4 separate regions of the Homo sapiens genome follow, and regions 2, 3 and 4 are each linked to region 1. A link is a loop called in an ENCODE intact Hi-C map of the cell type or tissue named here. Cell type or tissue: heart right ventricle. All regions are shown on one strand.

The links. Peaks named below come from ENCODE experiments on the same cell type or tissue, not always from the same donor. Only the 100,000 strongest peaks of a DNase experiment are listed, where the experiment ranks them.
Region 2: it touches region 1 in a loop (2.1-fold over the local background); 4 of 110 quality-filtered maps call a loop at or near these places.
Region 3: it touches region 1 in a loop (7-fold over the local background); 89 of 110 quality-filtered maps call a loop at or near these places.
Region 4: it touches region 1 in a loop (4-fold over the local background); 35 of 110 quality-filtered maps call a loop at or near these places.

The regions. Positions count from the first base shown.
Region 1 is chrX:15,465,959-15,470,958 of GRCh38, reverse strand. All of the region lies in intron 3 of PIR (pirin), which reads left to right. The region is part of intron 2 of PIR-FIGF (PIR-FIGF readthrough); the gene reads left to right. Among named protein-coding and RNA genes, the nearest start is that of PIR-FIGF, 23 kb to the left of the region's middle. In heart right ventricle, a CTCF peak has its summit at 2,800 (motif pointing right); no DNase peak of the experiment used is centred here; H3K27ac peaks cover 943 bases.
Region 2 is chrX:15,380,340-15,385,339 of GRCh38, reverse strand. VEGFD (vascular endothelial growth factor D) reads left to right here and starts at 927. Exons shown (of 7, transcript NM_004469.5): 1 at 927-1,483. The coding sequence starts at 1,394. PIR (pirin) reads left to right here. Exons shown (of 10, transcript NM_001018109.3): 10 at 224-541. The coding sequence ends at 336. The region is part of intron 9 of PIR-FIGF (PIR-FIGF readthrough); the gene reads left to right. In heart right ventricle, a CTCF peak has its summit at 2,329; no DNase peak of the experiment used is centred here; H3K4me3 peaks cover 549 bases.
Region 3 is chrX:15,347,094-15,352,093 of GRCh38, reverse strand. VEGFD (vascular endothelial growth factor D) reads left to right here. Exons shown (of 7, transcript NM_004469.5): 6 at 4,735-4,930. It overlaps PIR-FIGF (PIR-FIGF readthrough), which reads left to right. Exons shown (of 15, transcript NR_037859.2): 14 at 4,735-4,930. Among named protein-coding and RNA genes, the nearest start is that of PIGA, 14 kb to the right of the region's middle. In heart right ventricle, a CTCF peak has its summit at 2,867 (motif pointing left); no DNase peak of the experiment used is centred here.
Region 4 is chrX:15,297,462-15,302,461 of GRCh38, reverse strand. It overlaps ASB11 (ankyrin repeat and SOCS box containing 11), which reads left to right. Exons shown (of 7, transcript NM_080873.3): 3 at 4,781-4,888. Among named protein-coding and RNA genes, the nearest start is that of ASB11, 16 kb to the left of the region's middle. RefSeq lists an enhancer at 3,941-4,235. In heart right ventricle, a CTCF peak has its summit at 2,313 (motif pointing left); a DNase peak (open chromatin) is centred at 291; H3K27ac peaks cover 3,517 bases.

The DNA of each region.
Region 1 (5,000 bases):
TTCCAAGAGTTTTTAAGTAGAAAAATTGAGTGTTGGGGGGGTGGGGGGCCGGGGTGCGCTGGGCGCGGTGGCTCACGCCTGTAATCCCAGCACTTTTGGAGGCTAAGGCAGGTGGATCACTTGAGGTCAGGAGTTCAAGACCAGCCTGGCCAACATGGTGAAACCCCGTCTCTACTGAAAATACAAAAAATTAGCTGGGCGTGGTGGTGGGCGCCTGTAATCCCAGCTACTCGGGAGGCTGAGGCAGGAGATTCGCTTGAACTCAGGAGGTGGAGGTTGCAGTGAGCTGAGATCACACCATTGCACTCCAGCCTGGGCAACAAGAGTGAAACTCTGTCTCAAAAAAAAAAAAAAAAAAGAAAGAAAGAAAGAAAGAAAGAAAAATTGAGTGGGGGGAAATGTAATAAAGACTATAAGCCAATCATTAAAACATTATTTTATATCACCAAATATAAAATAAAGCTTTTCAAGTGAAACGAGAAATAAGTCCAAAGTAAATTAACATAGATCATTAAATGATAAAAAGCTTCATGCAAATTGTCCACACTATTAACAAAGCTGCTTCAGAGTCATCCAATCAACAGACTCTTAGAATCACAGGCCTGACTACACAGGATTAAACTTGAAGGAAATTTGCCATGCAACAGTATTAACTACTGATATATGAGAAGCTTCATATGTTGATACGTTACCTGTAAGCCTCAAAACAATCTTGAAAAGTAAAAATTGTTATCTCCCCCATTTTACACATGAGGAAACTAAGGTTCAGGGAGGCGGTGACTTGCGAAGTTCACACAGGCCATACAGAGCAAGATTTGGTGGGCCCATATGATCCCAGGCCCACATTTGTCCACTCTTTTTTGCTACCACTCCTTCTGGAACAAAGTTCCCTTTCTATATATCTGATATTTTCTCAATACTTTGACACATTCAGATGATTAAAAGATTTTTAATACCATTAGAAATGAGATTGTGCAGGTGACATAGACCATAAAACTATGAATAAACACCCCATACTCCTTCTGCCACTCACTTACTGTGGGACCTATGCTTTCATGGTCCAGGGATCTGAATTTTCCTATCTGTAAGTCCAAAATAGTGCTCTCACTTGTCCTCTGAACTTCCAGTATAATGAGGAAATGGGTTAGGTTGATTGTACCTGGCTATTTAAGGACAATCATTTACCTTACTTCTTATAGCTGCAACACTGTTCATGATCTAGTAGTAACATGATAATAAATTCATGTTTCAGTCGCTTATAACTTACTACAACCTAATTTTTCCCTCTTTCTGTATACCTTTTCTCCCCACCCTACCTTAATTTTTTCCCCCAAATTTCTTCTTTTTAAGACCCACCTGGGAGGATTCCTCCTCCACGAATTACTCCCTCATTCCTCTGGAATCTTTGTCACAATCAATCTTTCTTCTAGATTTGCTTGTACTTCTCTTTAGCTTTCATTTCTCTTGTCTGCATATTTTAGTGGTTTATCTTCTGCTAGAGTGGTAGCTCCCTGAAGGTATGGAAGCAATGACCACTGTGTTCCTTCTAGGTGATTCCTGACTTCCTGTTTGTGAGTTTGTAATGACATTTTATCTTGGGTGGGCCAGAACGAAAGAAAGAAAAAGAAAGGGGAGGGAGGAATGATTAGCAAAGTAGTGGGCCTTTTCCTAGAGATAAATTTATTTTATTTAAAAGACTGTTCTTTATTCAGATATTGCTATTCTTCCTTTTTTTGGTTGTTAGAATGGCCTTTCTTTTATGAAATGATGACCATAGTAGATAATTTTTACCTTTCACAATCTGAATTTAAAAGTTGGCACCCCCACCCACCATTGAGGAGTATTCTATAAAATACTTCACCAGTACTCTTCAAAATTATCAAGCTCATGAAAAACAAGGAAAGAGTGAGAAACTGTCACAGATGGAAGAAACCAAGGGGACATGATGACATGGATCCTGAACCAAAAATGGATATTCATAGAAAAACTGGTGAAAGCCACATAAGTGATATACTTTAGTTAATGGCAGTGTATCAACATTGGTTTCTTAGTCTTGGCAAATGTTCTGAGGTTATATAATATGTTAATGGCAGGAGAAGCTGGGTGGACTCTCCATACTATCTTTACAATTGTTATGTAAACTTAAAAATTATTCCAAAATTTAACTTTTATTTTTAAAAGACTAAGGAAGGCAAAAAATTGGCATCCCTCTCTCAGACCCCTTTATTTTAAAATGTTTTATTGCTTCTTGATGTCCAAAATCCTGGGGCCTGGGGCCCAATAACATCAAGTTCAATGATCACACTCACTCAAAGTTTGAGAAATTAAATCTACAGTGAATTGAATCAGGGAATCATAATAATAACGTACCCATAAAAAGGTGTCAGCTGCTTAATTAAATATTGTTATAATGAAATTTTAACAAAATATTAAAAGGAAAATCGACATGAGTCTCTGAAACCTCTTCCTCTGTAAGACCCCTGTGAGTCCCAAACCTGCCCAAGACCATATGTGCAAACAAGTGTTTTCAGGCACTTCATTCTTAGGCATCTGCCTTAACAACTTTTAACTGGAGACTGTACTAAGCAGAAGAACTTCCCTCTATGCCACAACATAGCTGATCCCTTAATGACTAGATGGCAGCCTGCCACAGTGACACACAGTCTTTAAGCAGAGACGCCATGCATGTGCTACAAGACATATTTAGTAATCAGTGGATCTGTTGGCGAGACATAGGTCTGGTTTGGTGAGGTTTGATTTTAGGAAAAGAATGAGCACACATAATTTGTGTCAGCAGAGGGCTCTCTTAAGCAACAATAGTTCCGACTACCCGTTTATGTGGAAATTTGGGTAGTCATAGAAGTTAGCAAACCATTCCCTTCAGGCCCCTTCAGTATAACATGGAAATTAAAACAATGGAAATGAACATCTTGAGCACAGTTTTGCCAGATGTAGGTGGTGCCAGTTAAGAAGTTGGGCTGCTGATTACATGGCGACCCAGGCATAGCTTGTCTGAAGAGATTCCCCAAAACATTTATTCCTGATCTGGGTTTGAAGGAGAAGGGGCATGCCTGGTCCTGGGGTTCTAGAAGCAGCTGGAAGTTTCTGAGGGAGTTTGTAATTCAGCTCTTTTGAGTAGTTAGGTTTGGGAATATGATTATCATAGAACCTTGATGTCCATGTCAGAAATTTTAATCAGAGTGAAAGAAAAAAATAGGTTTGGGAGACTTGAGAATGGGAACAACGTAAAAAAATAAGAGACAAATAAGTCAGTTGTTCTTTTCTTTGTAGTTAGATGGTAGGTAGAACTCTTTGATACCCACACCAAAGAAGGATTTCATGATCACCTCATCTCAGGATCCTGTAGCTTTGGGATCTTCCATAAACCTACTCCCTTCACTCAGAAATCATGAGGCCTATTTTCAGCTTTGTGTATATTAGCAGTAGGACCCTTTCTTTGCCTGAAATAGCCAGTTTGCCTGAAGCCATTGAAGTTGGCAAAGTCCCCTTGTTACCTGTGTGAAATCCCTGCAGTTCTGGCTCCTATTGCAATTGTCATGGGATTTCTCCTCTGAGACAAGCCCTGTGCTCCCAGCACATACGTTACTGGCAATATGCCGTCAGCATTTGTGAGGCAGCATGGGGGTGGGGGAGTGAAAGTAGTTTTATTCTCAGGGACAGATAATGTTGTTTTAGATCTTTGTTCTGCTATTGTTAACTGTAACCTTAATCTCACTAAGCCACGATGTTTTCATCAGTAATATATAGGTGATCACATATTTCCAGGATCAGATGCTTTGTAAATGCTGAAATGCTATGCAAATATAAGATGCTATTCATCCATCCATCCATCGATTGATTGATCAATTCATTCATTCATTGAACAAATCTTCAGTGCCAGCTGTATGCTAGGCACCATAGTAGCTAAGTTAAAAAAGTCCCTGCCTTCATGGGGCTTACATTCTCTTAATGAAGACAGACAATAAATGAATAACAAATAATTACATAATATAGTGTCCCATGGTGAAAAAGCTAGGAAGAAGAAACAAACCATGGTTGGAGGATACAGAATTGATTGATAAATTAGACCAGATGGGCTGGTTGGAGGTGGCCTTTCTTAGGCAGTAACATTTGAACAGAGGCCTGAGTGAAGCGAGGAGGTGAACTATGAGACTGTTGGAGGGGGTAGGGGGAACTATTCCAGGAAGCGTGAATGAAGATCCACGAATGGGATCTCTGCCCACGGAGCTGTGGTAGCTGTGCCAACTCTAGGACTTACCCATCACCTGTTATGGGCCAGGTGCTTTGCACACATTACTCACTTAGTCCTTACCACTCTCGGAGAGCTCACCTCCCAGGTCTATGCTGTACATGAGGAGACTGAGCCTCCAAGAAGTGAAGGGACTTCACCCTGCATACCAAACCTGGTAAATGGCAAACCTGAGGTTTGCACCAGAGCCCCAAAGCCGGTGTAGTTTTTGGAGGCAGGGCCACACCTGCAGGGGGCAGAGTGGCGGGAGTCTCTGAAGCACTGGTGCTTCTGCAGGGTGGTGGCAGGGAAATGTAAGGCAGGACCTGGTAGAGCTTTAAAATACTCGGATTTATCCATTGGCCGAATACCTGAACCGTGTTGGTTATCTTTTCCTTTTTGTTAAAACCACCTTTTGGAACTTGTGAAGGTGCGTATGTGGGGTTGGGATTGGGTGAGTCAATTTAGTCAATTGGGTGATTTTCCCGGTTTCTACTCAAGTCATGAAAACATTTTTGTAAAATAACTTGAGTCCTTAATTGTATGGATTCAGACATCCTTGAAGACCAGTTAGCAGCTTCTATTATGCAATATGTTCCTTGCTGGCATCTCTCATCAGCCATGACCTCAACTCGTGTTTTGTTTTGTTTTTCTCTTTTTCCTACCAAGCCACTAGTAGACAAAAAAAAAAAAAAAAAAAAAACAGCCACCATTTTAAAGCAAATGGAAATTAAAGGAAAACATAGTTTTC
Region 2 (5,000 bases), 86 kb after region 1:
ATTTATCTGAAGTTTCGTCTTTATAATCAATAATCATATACAATCCTAGTCAAGAAACTCATCTTACAGTCCTTGGGGATTGAACACTGTGAAAATAAACTTTTACTCTTCGGATGTGCTTGGATTTTGTTTTAAATTAAGAACTACAGAAATATATATCATTTCTAGTGGTAGAGGAAAATATTGCCACCCAGAACTTTCTGAATGTCTCTTTCTGCCCTAGGTCCATTTGTGATGAACACCAATGAAGAGATTTCTCAAGCTATTCTTGATTTCAGAAACGCAAAAAATGGGTTTGAAAGGGCCAAAACCTGGAAATCAAAGATTGGGAACTAGTGGAAAGCGGAAGAGCAGGTCTTGATGTGTCCTAGAATTTTGCCATTTCTGAGATTGAGCCATTGAAGGCATTCCATTTCTAAAGCTTATTTAGCCGGTGCTTCTAAAGAATTCCACACTAACGTGATAACATGGTTTTTGTAACAATAAATGTAGGATATTTCCTGGCACATGCAAATAAACCTAATCATTGTTTCTTTAAAAATCAGTGTTTTTCATTTGAGATACCTAAGTTACTAAGCTTCTGTTTAAAAAGTCGTTTTGTGTATGTTTGCCTTTTTTTGCATGTATGGATGGATGTTTTTATTATTTTTGTGCATGTGCAGGTTTTAAAAATCATATTTGATTGCTTTCTGTGTGTCATTGGCAGCAGATGCATGAGCATCTGAGGTCCCTTCTTAAGCAATCCCACTGAGATACAAAGGTCAAAGCTATGTGCTGGGGTTTCATGTTACAGGTTATCTGCTTTAAAATAACGGCAGCCCTGAACATTTGAGTCAGTTCTTAAAACTGCCCTGCTATTGGTAGGGACGCAACAGGATTACAGCCAAGACTTCTCTGCATTTTCTGCCAAAATCTGTGTCAGATTTAAGACACATGCTTCTGCAAGCTTCCATGAAGGTTGTGCAAAAAAGTTTCAATCCAGAGTTGGGTTCCAGCTTTCTGTAGCTGTAAGCATTGGTGGCCACACCACCTCCTTACAAAGCAACTAGAACCTGCGGCATACATTGGAGAGATTTTTTTAATTTTCTGGACATGAAGTAAATTTAGAGTGCTTTCTAATTTCAGGTAGAAGACATGTCCACCTTCTGATTATTTTTGGAGAACATTTTGATTTTTTTCATCTCTCTCTCCCCACCCCTAAGATTGTGCAAAAAAAGCGTACCTTGCCTAATTGAAATAATTTCATTGGATTTTGATCAGAACTGATTATTTGGTTTTCTGTGTGAAGTTTTGAGGTTTCAAACTTTCCTTCTGGAGAATGCCTTTTGAAACAATTTTCTCTAGCTGCCTGATGTCAACTGCTTAGTAATCAGTGGATATTGAAATATTCAAAATGTACAGAGAGTGGGTAGTGGTGAATGTTTTCATGATGTTGTACGTCCAGCTGGTGCAGGGCTCCAGTAATGAACATGGACCAGTGAAGGTAGGTGAGCTCAATTTTTAATGTGATGAAGTTCTTTTTATTGGCTCATACAGAGGACTTTCTTTGCCCTCACTATTTTTGAAACAATATAAAAATGCAGAACCATCCTAGTAGTGGACTGGACAGGATATATCCTGCATTTCTTGGTGACTGTTCTGTTTCTTAGTCTTATTAAACTTCTGGCCATGAGTATTTGAAAATGCTGGGGTGGGGGTTGGTTGTTTTTTGAAGTTATGGTAGAACATGAGCAGTCTGGAATCTTTTTGGATGGAGAAGTTTCTCCTCGGTTGCATATGCAGATGGCACAGTGGTTTTTTAATGAAACATTGATTTGTTTTTATGACTGATAACTTTGTGGGCCATTTATTTTCAGGTCTTTGTGAGCAGCAGAGGTTAGTTTATTCGTTTGGTAAATTGAAAATTGCAGTGCTTTCTATGAACATTTTCTATCTGCTTTTGCAAATTACCAATTGCTGCCATCCAGAAAAATGTTTTCTCAGAGAGTGTTTGGTTTTTTCGCTTCTTGAAAGGTGTAAAATTCAACACTAATCAAATCTTTGGTTCTGTGAGCAAGCATCAAATAGAGCTTAACGAACAGAGAGTAATGCAAAAAATTAACCAGAATGTTGCTGACTGCTGGAACAATACTTAGCCCAATTTTATGCATTTCATGGATTATATATATTTTAAGCTTCTATTTTGAAAATGATTCGGATGTAATTGTTTTGACTGAAGTGGTGCTAAATCATTATTGATTTAGGAACTTCTGGCCTTGAAAAGACAATTAAATGTGAGTTTGAGTTTTTGTAGCTGTTGTTTAGGACGTGCATTTTCAACAGGGGTGATATCGCCCCCAGCAGGGGAAAATTGGTTCGTGGAGGGATGAAAAAGTTTTACCCTTTTGATACATCACGCACAGACGTACATACAGTACATATGGTATGTAGTTTAAAATACGTTATACATTCAAATTGCATAGGGGGAAAGTGTCTTCAAAGGCTCCTGGCTGGTGTTGGTGGCCTGGCGAGGGTGGGGGCTGATATTTAAAAATGTTGAACACTGAGCTGGAGGTGAGTGGGAAGTCACCTTGTCTGGCAGCCAGCACTTTTCTAACTTCTCAAATTCCAAATTTACATGGGAGAAATCACAGTGTTTGGCTCCATTTTACTGCCACCAGCCTTGATATTGGATCTCAAGGCCAGATTGTAGGTAAATGGGAATCTGACTGTAAGCATAGGTAACAGGAGAAAACGGTCTGACTTGTTTGAAGCAAGTAAGACTTTTCCGACTGTCCAGCTTTTTCGTAAGTTCATGAAACAGAAATCCTTTAGATGTGCTGGGCTCCTCGAGTTTTAAAATATTTCCATTTTCCTTGTAAAACATCACTTTATCTGATGGTATAATAAAGGAGACTGAATTGTTGGACATAAGTCATATTCTTTAGGTTGCTCAGCTCTTTCAAAGAGCACAAGCACCAAGAATGTCTCAGGTGTCCTGGGCACTGTGAAGTTTTATTTATTTATTTATTTATTTATTTGAGACGGAGTCTCACTCTGTCACCCAGGCTGGAGTGTAGTGATGCAATCTCAGCTCGCTGCAACCTCTGCCTCCCGGGTTCAAGTGATTCCCCTGCCTCAGCCTCTCGAGTAGCTGGAATTATAGGCACGTGCCACCATGCCGGGCTAATTTTTTGTATTTTTAGTAGAGACAGGGTTTCACTGTGTTAGCCAGGATGGTCTCGATCTCCTGACCTGATGATCTGCCCGCCTTGGCCTCCCATAGTGCTGGGATTACAGGCGTGAGCCACCGCGCCCGGCTGGCACTGTGAAGTTTTAAATGCTTTGAATGTACTGTTAATATATAAATTTGTTGAATGGAGTAACGAAGGAAAGCAGCTGAATTTGCATGTGACAGAAAACAAGTTGTTACACGTGGAGGATGCAGCATTATATACTTACTAATACGATTAGCAATTTTTTTTCAGAATATATCAGAATTTCCTTTAAAAAGTGAAGCTACATATACTGAACTTATATCCACCCTACCCCTCGCTCAATTAAATTATTTCTGATATGAAGGAAAGGATTGCCTATAGCTAAACAGAAGTTTTGGCATAGATATGACTGAGTGGTAAGGGATAATGAGATATATAATATTGGTTATAGTTTTCTTTTTTCCCCAACTTTTAAGAAAAGAAAATCTAAGAGGAAATAATGTTTCTAAATGTTAAAGTTCTTCTTGTTAAAATTAAAATGTAGTGTGAAAACATATTCATGGTGGTAATGGTTTAGGGTGGTGGTATTTGAATTTTTTGTTTTTTTTTTTTTACTTTTTGAAATAAAATGTTTTATTTATTATAAGAAATTCATGGTCTTCCTCGGTACTTGGTCCATATGTATTTCTTTCTCCTCACCCTCCCCTCTTCTAACCACCTCTTTTCCAGAATGGATGGTGATGCCAATTTTGCTCCTAGGTTGTCCTCCAGCCACCCCCAGCCCAGTTTTCACTTTCTAGCTTTGAAGATTGTCCAGTTTTCCAGCTTAGACTAGCATTGCCTCTACGATAGTTCTAGGTATCTGTGAAGATTTTTTTTTTTCCTGTAGCAATCATGAAATAGCTACTAGTGCTCTGGACGATTGTGCTTAATGCCATTTGGGTGTAAGGCCTCCTAATTTCATTAGTCTTACCACTTGTGTTTGCAAGGATAGCTGTTTGGAGTCAGCAGTGCATGGAACATGTGAACTGAGACAAATCTGTTTGAAAATCTCAACTTAAGATTTCAAATCCACTGTGTATACTATTTAGCTGTTAAGTTTCTCAGTCTAAGAAGAACACGTTTTCCTCTAGAAATAAGCTTAACCCAGTACCTATGCATCGTTCATTAATATAATCAGATTACGGCCTAGATGTGGAATTTATTTCTGTTTCTATTTTCTCCAGCTTTTTAATACAGCTCAGACAGTCATATACAGTTGTACACGATGTGCACTGCACAACTCTAGGGTGCTCCATGCATATAGACATATCTGTATGTGACAGCCCTAAGTACAATGTGGTAGACACTCTGGACATTTGGTAAATAAGTATCTACATCCTCACTCTTCTCTCATTCACATTGGCCTTCTGGCCAGCACTATTTCTGGTTTATTTAATAAACAATTCTTGTCCCCCAGAAATTCTGTGAGTCTTCTGAAGATGCTGGGGAAAGCCAGCCTTCATAAATCTTTTCAATGTCACTAATGAAGACATGTCACTATTGCAACAAAGGAATACCAGGCCATAGTAGGCTTTCACAACTTTTTTCTGACAGAATTTGTTTCTTTCTGCTTTATCTTCCCTGTGTACTGTCTTTTTTTATCCACCCTCTTTCTTAATTACACTGGTAGAAGAATATTGGTGGGTGATGGAGTCATTCACATTCTGTGTAAGACTAGAATCAGTCCAAGATCCACAGGAATGTGGGATACTTCTTTCATGAGAAGCCACATGGCTCACAAGACTTCTTTACATTTGTGTT
Region 3 (5,000 bases), 120 kb after region 1:
CCATGCCGATCTTGAATGTTCTTTACACCCTTCCCACCAAGTGTTCAGCCATCCTCTACCAGAACATACATCAGTTATTTGGAGACTCGCCATCCAGTGAGGCAGCACCAAGGGGTGGGCACACTCCTGTTGTTATACTGAAATGAAATCTCTCTCCAGAACAGACCAGACTGCCCAATGGAATACAATAAGAGTCATATATGTAACTCACATTTTACATTAAAAAGATAAAAAGAAACAAGTGAAATTTATCTTAATATATTTTATTTAATCCAATCTATCCAATGTACTATCATTTCAACATGCAATCAATATAAAAAATTTATGAGCTAGCCTACATTCTTTGTGCTAAGTCTTTGAAATCCAGTGTGTGTTGTACACTTACAGCACATCTCAATTTAGACTCTCTATTTCATGCCCAATAGTCACATATGGCCCATAGCTACCTTGTTGGACAGCCCAGCTCAAGAGCATCAACTCATTAGTTCAGGTTTTACCCTATAGAACCATGTAAAACAAATCTAATTCTTTCTCCATGTGACTCATGTTCTAAAAGTGTTAGAAAATTTTTGTGGGGTTGGCCGGGAATGGTGGCTCATGCCTGTAATCCTAGCACTTTGGGAGGCCGAGATGGGAGGATCACTTGAGGTTGGGAGTTTGAAAACCAGCCGGGCCGGCCGGGCGCGGTGGCTCACGCCTGTAGTCCCAGCACTTTGGGAGGCCGAGGCGGGCGGATCACGAGGTCAGGAGATTGAGACCATCCTGGCTAAAACGGTGAAACCCCGTCTCTACTAAAAATACAAAAAAAAAATTAGCCGGGCGTAGTGGCGGGCGCCTGTAGTCCCAGCTACTTGGGAGGCTGAGGCAGGAGAATGGCGTGAACCCGGGAGGCGGAGCTTGCAGTGAGCCGAGATCCCGCCACTGCACTCCAGCCTGGGCAACAGAGCGAGACTCCGTCTCAAAAAAAGAAAAAAAAAAAAAAGAAAACCAGCCGGGCCAACATGGCGAAATCCCATCTCTACTACTACTAAAAAAAAAAAAAAAAAAAAAAAAAAAAAAAAAAAAATAGCTGGGCATGGTGATGTGCGCCTGTAGTCCCAGCTACTCAGGAGGCTGAGGCATGAGAATCTCTTGAACCTGGGAGGCAGAGGTTGCAGTGAGCCGAGGTCATGCCACCGCACTCGGGCCTGGATGACAGAGTGAGACTCTGCCTCCAAAAAAAGAAAGAAAGAAAGAAAGAGAGAAAGAGAAAAAGAAAAGAAAAGAAAGAGAGAGAGAGAGAAAGAAAGAAAGAAAAGAAAAGAAAGAGAGAGAAAGAAAGAAAGAAAAGAAAGAAAAAGAAAGGAAGGAAGGAAGGATAGAAAGAAAGAAAGAGAAAGAAAGTAAGTTACTGTGGGAAGGGCAATATACTTAGAGCTTAAAGGCTCTAGCTGAGGATTTCCTGGCACAAAGCCTCTGAGACAGTTTTGTACGGAGGAGGTTTGTAGGCAGGCACAAGGCATTAAAGGGTAAAGAGAGAGGCAGCAGACCACAGCGCAGTTGCTAAGAGGCATCAGCCTAAGCCAATGGGAAGTTGAAGCTGGGAACCCCTGCGGGGGTAAGTCTTAAATCTAGGTGAAGAGGCTGAGCCCTGTAGACCGTTCATTGGCTGCCTTGGAGAGGGGATGTAGCCTTAGGAGAGGCAGCTTATTTCTGCTGGAGATAATTCTTGGGAAGGCACTCAGCCAGTACACGTGTGTAGAGGGTGGTAAGAAGAATAGGGAAGAAGAGAAGTGCTGTTCTAAGCAGCGGGTATATGAGCACTCAGGGCTGGAGGTGAGAGAACATACTGGAAGAAGTTCAGCATGGTGGGGATATAATGGGTGGGGACATAATGGGGAAGGGGCTGGTTAGATGTGAGAGAAGAAGCTGGACAGGCTCACAGGGGCAAAGCAGAAGGACCTTGTAATTCTTGCATGGGAGCTTGGATGTGATACTAAGGACAAAGGGAAACCACACAACTGGCTAAAGCAGGAGAGTGACAGTACCCATTAGAATTTTAACAAAATCATATCAGCAACAGTGTAGAAGAGGATGTGTTGACTCGGGGCAGGGAAGGAGGCAGGAAACCTTTTGGGAAGTTGTAGCAATGATGTAAGTGAGAGGCGCAGGGTGGACTGGATCACAATTGTTTCTCATTCTCATCTCCTATAAGTCCCCAATGTGGATCAAGTTCACATTCATTTCTCCAGTGGCCCCATCAAATTGATGGGATTTACTGAGCTTACTGCTCACTATACTTTTTTTCCGCACATGTGACTGTTAAGCCAACTGCCTTTTCTACAGTGACTTCTCTTGCCCAGATGAGCACATTTAGGTTAGTGAATCCAAGTCTAATTTAATTGAGTCTTGTTAGAGTCAGGTCATTGCTCTAAATTGTTAAAACAAACGATATACACAAACACACACACACACAAAAGAATAAATTGAGGAGGTCCCAATTCTGTATTTTAAAATACTTAATATATCCCTTCCTTCTTGAAGAGAGCTACAATTTCAAGAATTTATTTTGAAAAAATTCTATCAGTTTATTGATAAAAATGGTAAAAGGAACAAAGCTGAGAACAGAACATATCATCAGACTCTCTAGGGACGGAAATCAATACATAATACTTCAAGATATCACCCTCAGCTACTTGCTGTTCCACCACCAGTTCTCTTGCATCCAGTTTTTGTTTCTTTTAACTTGGCTATAAGGATGTGAGCACAGACTCTGCCAAACAGCCTGCTGAAGTTCTGCAAACACCTTGTGGATTGTGTTTCCCTGAACAACCCTGTCCAACAATGGCCTTGGGCCTGTCTGAAGTATTCTTAGTGAACTTCTGCTGCCACCTAGTGATCATTGCGAATTTTTAAAAAGCCTCTTTATCCTTTAACAAGTTACTCTTGTCTTACCCCAAAGCGGCATCTGCCTCACTGGCATATGACTTACAGAGCTCACATTTTCCCTCTCCACAAAGTTCAAAATGGAGACTTCTCAGATTTAGCCTTCCAGCACCCATTCTCAAACGTCGTGCATTACAGAAAAGTTTAAACTATAAAGTTGAACCGCACGAGATTCTCATTTTGATATGTCATTAAAGTCAGATATTGGCAAGAACATATGGTTTAACCCAATGGCTTGGAATGCTGGATGGGATTCCCAGAAGCTCCATACATCGGCCTGCTTCAGGACCCTTTTATTACACCAAATAAACCCAACAAACATCCATCGAGTGCCTATTTTATATCAGAACAATGAGACCTGCTCCTTCTCCTTCAGGACATTTTACTTAATGGGGGAAACATACAAGTAAACAGACAAATGTAATCAGTGCAAGAAAGAATCGGACAGCAATATGCACAGGATAAGGACACTTAGCTAAACCTGCAGACATTGGGAAAGATGTCAGGGAAAAGGGATGGCAGAAGGAAAGACAAGGCCAAAGGCATGGGACTGGGAGGCACTGGAATATCAGGGCAACAGAAAGTGCTGTCATTTGGTATAAATGGAACACACAGGATATATGAAAGCAAGAAACAGAAGATGAGTCTGTGAGGTTACTATGATCCAGTTCATGGAGGGCCTTGTATGTCCTGGTGGGAAAATTGGTTTTTATTGTGGGAAGGGAACCTTTTAATGCATTCAAAGCAGTGGAATGAAGTGATTTGGTTTGCATTTGTTAATCATGTGAAGAAGAATAGGTTGGAGGGATAAAACTTGTGGTGGTGAGATGAGTGACAGAGCGACAGCCATCTACAAAAGAAACACAAGGTACAGACTGAATTGTGGGAGTGGTAGTGGGGATGGAAAATAAAGAACAAATTTAGAGAGGCAGAACTGAGTGGACATGATGCTCAGACTTACCAGAGCAGGTGAGTCAAGAATGATGTCACCATTCCCTAAATGAGGCAAACTGGGAGAGAAGCAGATTTGGGGAGAAAACTACTAAACATGTACGTCCCTCCAAAACCTTCAAGAATGCTAAAGGGACAGAGTCAAGTTCTTCCAAAGTTTCTGTCTCTTCCATTTATTTTGCAATGAATTTCAACTTGTTAATCAGAAATGGATTTGGAGTAGTAGCTATTCAATTGTTTTATACACCTTCTAGAAGAAATATTTGTCAGATGAGTATGTCAAAAACTTCTCAGACCCTCCCCTTTACTTGAATGTATCTTCCAGCAGATGTTGGTGGAATCAAAGTTCATTATTACTCCTATATCTTTTATACTAGTGTTATGATCTGCAGTGAGGACATGCATTGCTATTGCTACGCCTGGCCTGGAATGTCTGAGGTGTATTTCTACAACACCAATTATTTTGTGTGTCTCTCCTTTTAATCTCCACCAAAAAATGGAGACAGCTAGATTCATAACCCTTAGACATCCTATATTTTATTACTAATACTTGGTTGTGGAAGTTTGCATTCTAAACAAGTCATCAACATAAAAATCTCTAAAAATATTTTATGAAAAATATTCAGCTTATGATATTTTAAAAATCACAAACCTAAGAAAACACACAAACCTGTGTTTGTATTGTGAAATCAGAGGTTAATCTTCCTCACCCTGTGAAAAAATTAGGGGCATAAATCTATAGGAAGGAGATTGGGTGAATCCAAGTTACTTACGGATGACATAAAAGATACAATCAACTTTGGTGATCCAATTGCCACACTACAACTATCTGACCAACACGTTTCTGTTTCTCTTTAGACCACTCTCATCTCCAGGAACCAGCTCTCTGTGGGCCACACATGATGTTTGACGAAGATCGTTGCGAGTGTGTCTGTAAAACACCATGTCCCAAAGATCTAATCCAGCACCCCAAAAACTGCAGTTGCTTTGAGTGCAAAGAAAGTCTGGAGACCTGCTGCCAGAAGCACAAGCTATTTCACCCAGACACCTGCAGGTAAATGCCTTGAGTTGTCTTGCCTTTACTCATGACATTTAACGTAGATGCCATTTTAATTTGGTGGGAT
Region 4 (5,000 bases), 170 kb after region 1:
GAATGCTCTCAAATGTTTGTTGCACTAACTCACCTCATGCTCTTCCAGCATGCATTAGCACCAGCAGTCCTGAAGCTAAGTTAGTCAGCTATTGCTGCCTAAAAAATGACCTCAAAGCATAATGGCTGAAAACAACAGAAACTTGGATTTTCATGGTTTCTGTGGGCCAGGGAGCAGCTTAGCTAGGTGATTCTGGCTCTGGGTCTCTCACAGGCTGCCACGTGTCAGCCAGGGCTGCAGTCATCTCATGGCTCAAGGCGGGCAGGATCTGCTTTCAAACTCACTCACGTGGTTGTTGGGAAACCTCAATTCCTTGCCACATGAGCCTCTCCACAGGGCTGTGTCATGAGATGGCAGCTGGCTTCTCTCAGAGAGAGTGCAAGAGGTACCTAAGAAGGAAGTCACAGTTGTTTTATAACCTCATCTCCGAAGTGACATTCTGTCACTTCTGCCATATTCTACTCATTAGGTGTGAGTCAACAAGTCCAGCCCACACTCAAGGGGCAGGGATTATACAAGGGAGGCAATACCTGGATTCCAGGATTACTGGGTGCTATCTTAGAGGCTGCCTATCCCAATGATACACTATTTTAAGAACAAGCATTAAAATAGGTTGACAATGGGTAAATCTGACTCCCCAGGGAACATTTATTGAAGTCTTAGTTATGAAGGCTACTTTATTTATATTTATGACTACATCCCCAGCACCTTGAAAAATGAGTAGGGGCCTGGTAAGTATTTGTGAAATGAATGAATGAAAGTGTGCAGGCTCCATTTGCTTTGTATGTTTTAGGGTCTACATTTATACAGAGGAGGTAAGCCATCATGTCTTTCTTCCACAACTAGGCAATCATCTGGCTTTCTTGCTACTTTGAATTTAAACCACTGGGTGCACTGCTCTCTCTCTCTCTTTTTCTTTCTCTCTCTCTCTCTGTCTCTCTCTCTCTGTCTGTGTGTGCATGTGTATGTATTTTTCATTTATTTGTTTTTTGATTTCTCCTTTATGAGTTGTGTTACTTCTTAAAAAGTAGAGGTAAATGGAAATCAGCACTGCCAGCAATGATCAAATGAACTTTGTACCTGATTTTATCACTTGCTTATTTATTTTTAAGTACTTTAAATTGGATGTGATTTGATTATTTTTAATAGGTAATATATTCACATAGTTCAAAAATTACAATTATTTAAAAAGGTGGACTGGCCGGATGTGGTGGCTCACGCCTGTAATCCTAGCACTTTAGGAGGCCAAGGTGGGTGGATCACCTGAGGTCAGGAGTTCGAGACCAGCCTGGGCAACATGGTGAAACCCCATCTGTACTAAAAGTACAAAAATTAGCCAGGCGTGGTGGTGGGCGCCTATAATCCCAGCTACTTGGGAGGCTGAGGCAGGAAAATCGTTTGAACCTGGCGGGGTGGAGGTTGCAGTGAACCGAGATCGCGTCACTTCACTCCAGCCTGGGTGAAAGAGTGAAACTCTGTCTCAATAAAATAAATAAATAAATAAAATTAAAAAGGTGCACAATGAAACGTCTTGCACCCACCTCTTCTCTCTCAGTCTCCCACCCACCTCTTCTCTCTCAGTCTCCCACCTCAATACTTTCATTGGTATATTTTTAATAGGCTTTTTAAATTTTTGTATAATTTTAAAGAAGAGTTGAAAAGGATACAGACAGTTCCCATATACACTGTACCCTTCACCCAACTTCCTTTAATATTGACATCTTACATAGCTATGGTACATTAGTCAAAAATACGAAGTTAACATTGATACAATACCACTGACTAAACTGCACACTATTGTGATTTCACCAGTTTTTCCTCTCATGTCCTATTTCTGTTCCAGGATCCCACATTGCACTAACTATACTTAATAAGCATATTAGCTTCAATAATATGGTTAAATGTGTAAGGGGGCATTCTTTATACAAAAGTTCAACTTTTTCTTTTACACCCCTACTTCTTTACTCTTATACACTGTTAAAAAATGTATTTGTCTACTTTTATAAACTTTATTTTACATTTAGATAATATGATCGATGTGAGTAAAACATTAAACCGATATGAGTAAAACATTAAGCTAATGTGAGTAAATGTGAGTAAAACATTAAACCAAGATTCAGGAGCTCTTGGTTACACTGCTGGCTGTCACTGACAACCAGTCTTAAAAAGTATTTGAACATTCTACTCCTCCATTTTCTCATGCACAATTGAGGTGATCCACTCTAGATGATCTTTCAGGCCTTTCCAGCATCACATTTCTACAATTTCAGGGATTCTGAGATTTTGCACCGTAACAGTTTTTTCTAGCACACTTCTGCCACCTTGTGGACTAGTCTGTTTTTTCTTATTTTCTCAAAAGGAAAAGAAAAATGAAAAGACTTTTTCTAACTCTTATTAGATGCCCAGTTTGAAATATGTAGCACAGATCTAGAGTAATGATGTCATATTCAGGACATGAAAATAGACAGAATTCAGGAGTCAAAAAGAGGCCTTATGATGAAGGGACAATTCTGGGAAATCACAGCTGCTGGCCACAGCAAGGATGCAGCCAGAGATCTGGCAGGAGATGGTGGCCGTGTAAGTAGGAGTTCGGGGTTCAGGGTCATGGCATTGGGTTTTGGAAGCTTTCAGTTGGTCAGTTACAAGGCATAGGATCAAAAGCAGGACTCGGCTGGGAAGGACAGACCAGGGACCTAATTCCTTTTATAAATCAAAAATAAAATTCTAAGCACCCCCTCTCCAACCATCTGAATGTACCCCTCCTCTCAGCCAGGGCATTCCAAAACTAACCTGAAAAACTGGTTCAGGCCATGACAGGAAAGGGGGGTTGAACATGCCTCATTATACCCTCCTCCCTTTTGGAACTCAGGAAAAGATGACCAGAATTTAACATCAACACAGACCTTAAGTCTGATAAGAAACATTTACAATCTATTCTCTCTGAAGCCTGCTACCTGGAGGCTTCATCCACATGATAAAACTTTTGTCTCCACAACCCCTTATTGTAACCCAGACAGACATTTCTATTGATAATAACTCTTTCAACCAATTGCCAATCAGAAAAATTTTCAATCTGTCTATAATCTGGAGCCCCAGGCCCCCACTTTGAGTTGTCCAACCTTCCCAGGCCAAACAAATGTACATTTTACATGTATTTGATTGATGTCTCATGTTTCCCTAAAATGTATAAAACTAGGCTGTGCCCTGACTACCCTGGGCACATGTTCTCTGGATCTCCTGAGAGCTTGTCACAGGCCATTGGTCACTTATATTTGGCTCAGAATAAATCTCTTCAAATATTTTATAGTTTGACTGTTTTTGTCAACACTTTTGCAGATAGAACGTGATCATCAGAGGGAGGGAAATGGTAAGAGCCAAGTTGTTAAAATCAGGTTATGAAGTCAGAGTTGTCCAGCAGCTAGGCTGACCTTGTCATCTGTCACATGGAGTCCAGGACAAGGAAGGGGACACATGGTAGTATGGGGAGGGAGAATGTGTTAGGACAGGGTGGAGGCACTCATACCTGGGTGAGGAGATGAAGGTTAGGAGAAGTCCGCTGGCCCCGGACTCTAGGACTTCAGAGACCTCTGCACACAGTGGAGTCATGGCTGAAGCAGTGCTGCTACTCCACAGCACATGAATCCTAGGAGCACAGTCTACTTACTCTTAAGCCTGGGAGTTATTGTTTTGTTTCAGATCCAGCTCGACCTCCTGAACTTGTCTGCACTCCATCATCTATACCTCATACCTACTGTTATTCACAGCCACAGCAGGCCCATGCCAGCCTGTTCCTAGACTCATAGTGACATCTCTGTGGCTCTCCTTGCTTTGGTCTTACATCCCTACTCCTGCAATCAACCCTCCATGCTGCTACCAGTAAGCTTCTAAAAAGGCTAATCTATTAGCTCCAGACCCTCCGCAGCCTAGCAGACTTCATAGGTGCTCCATTTCCTCTAAGACATGCCCTCCTTGTTTGGAAATCAAGGCCTTTCATGACCTAGCTCCAGCTTACTGTCCTCCTTTGTCTCCTCCCATCTCCTGCTTCTACTTTCTGTGGGTTCTTTCTGTTCCAGAAATCCGACTGTGGCCCTGCCACAGGAAGCAACAGGAAGCAACAGGAAATAACTTCCTGTTGCTTCCTGAATTTGCAGTTTCTATTCTCTCCTAATGGCATACTCTTTCTTGGTCTTCACAGCTTGAAACATTTTATGCTTCAAGTCTTAGCTAAATACTACCTCATTTGCAAGGTTTTTCTTACTCCCCAAGCCAGATTCAAGGATATCCTATGCTCCCAAACTAATTTTGGACATGCTTCCAGTATAGCAATATTCTTGCTCTTTTGTCTTTCATTTCTGCCTCCCCAGTAGGCTCTGGGAGAAGAGAGACCCATGTCATAAGTTTTGAAGACCCAGGTCCTAGTACATTACCTGCTCCAGAATGCAGAATTAACATTCTTTTGGATAAATGAATGTGAGGCTGTCATGCTGTCTTTAGGCTCCCCTGATCGTAACTTCTACTTCTCTCTCTATGGTACTAATATTACACCCACAGACTGTGAAAATGTCAGAAACATGTGAAACAACATTGCTTTCATTGCTATCACTAATGCAGTATTTCACTCTCTTCTGCTGGGCTTGGTGGCTTGCACTTGAAATCCCAGCTACTCAGGATGCTGAGGCAGGAAGATCACTTGAGGCCAGGAGTTTGAGACCAGCCTGGGCAACACAGTGAGACCCCAGTCTGTAAAAAATAAATAAACTCTCTTCTTTCTAAATTATAGGGTGTCAATGTGAACCTTGTGACAATTAACCGGGTGTCTTCTCTCCACGAGGCATGCCTTGGAGGTCACGTGGCCTGTGCCAAAGCCTTATTGGAAAATGGTGCACACGTGAGTACTGCCCCTGCCCACTTGGGTCTGTCTGGCCAGATGCATCTGTTAATGTTTAATGATAGTTTACCTTCCAGATGGCTTACCCACTGTGGGTAAGGGCTGGGCTGGT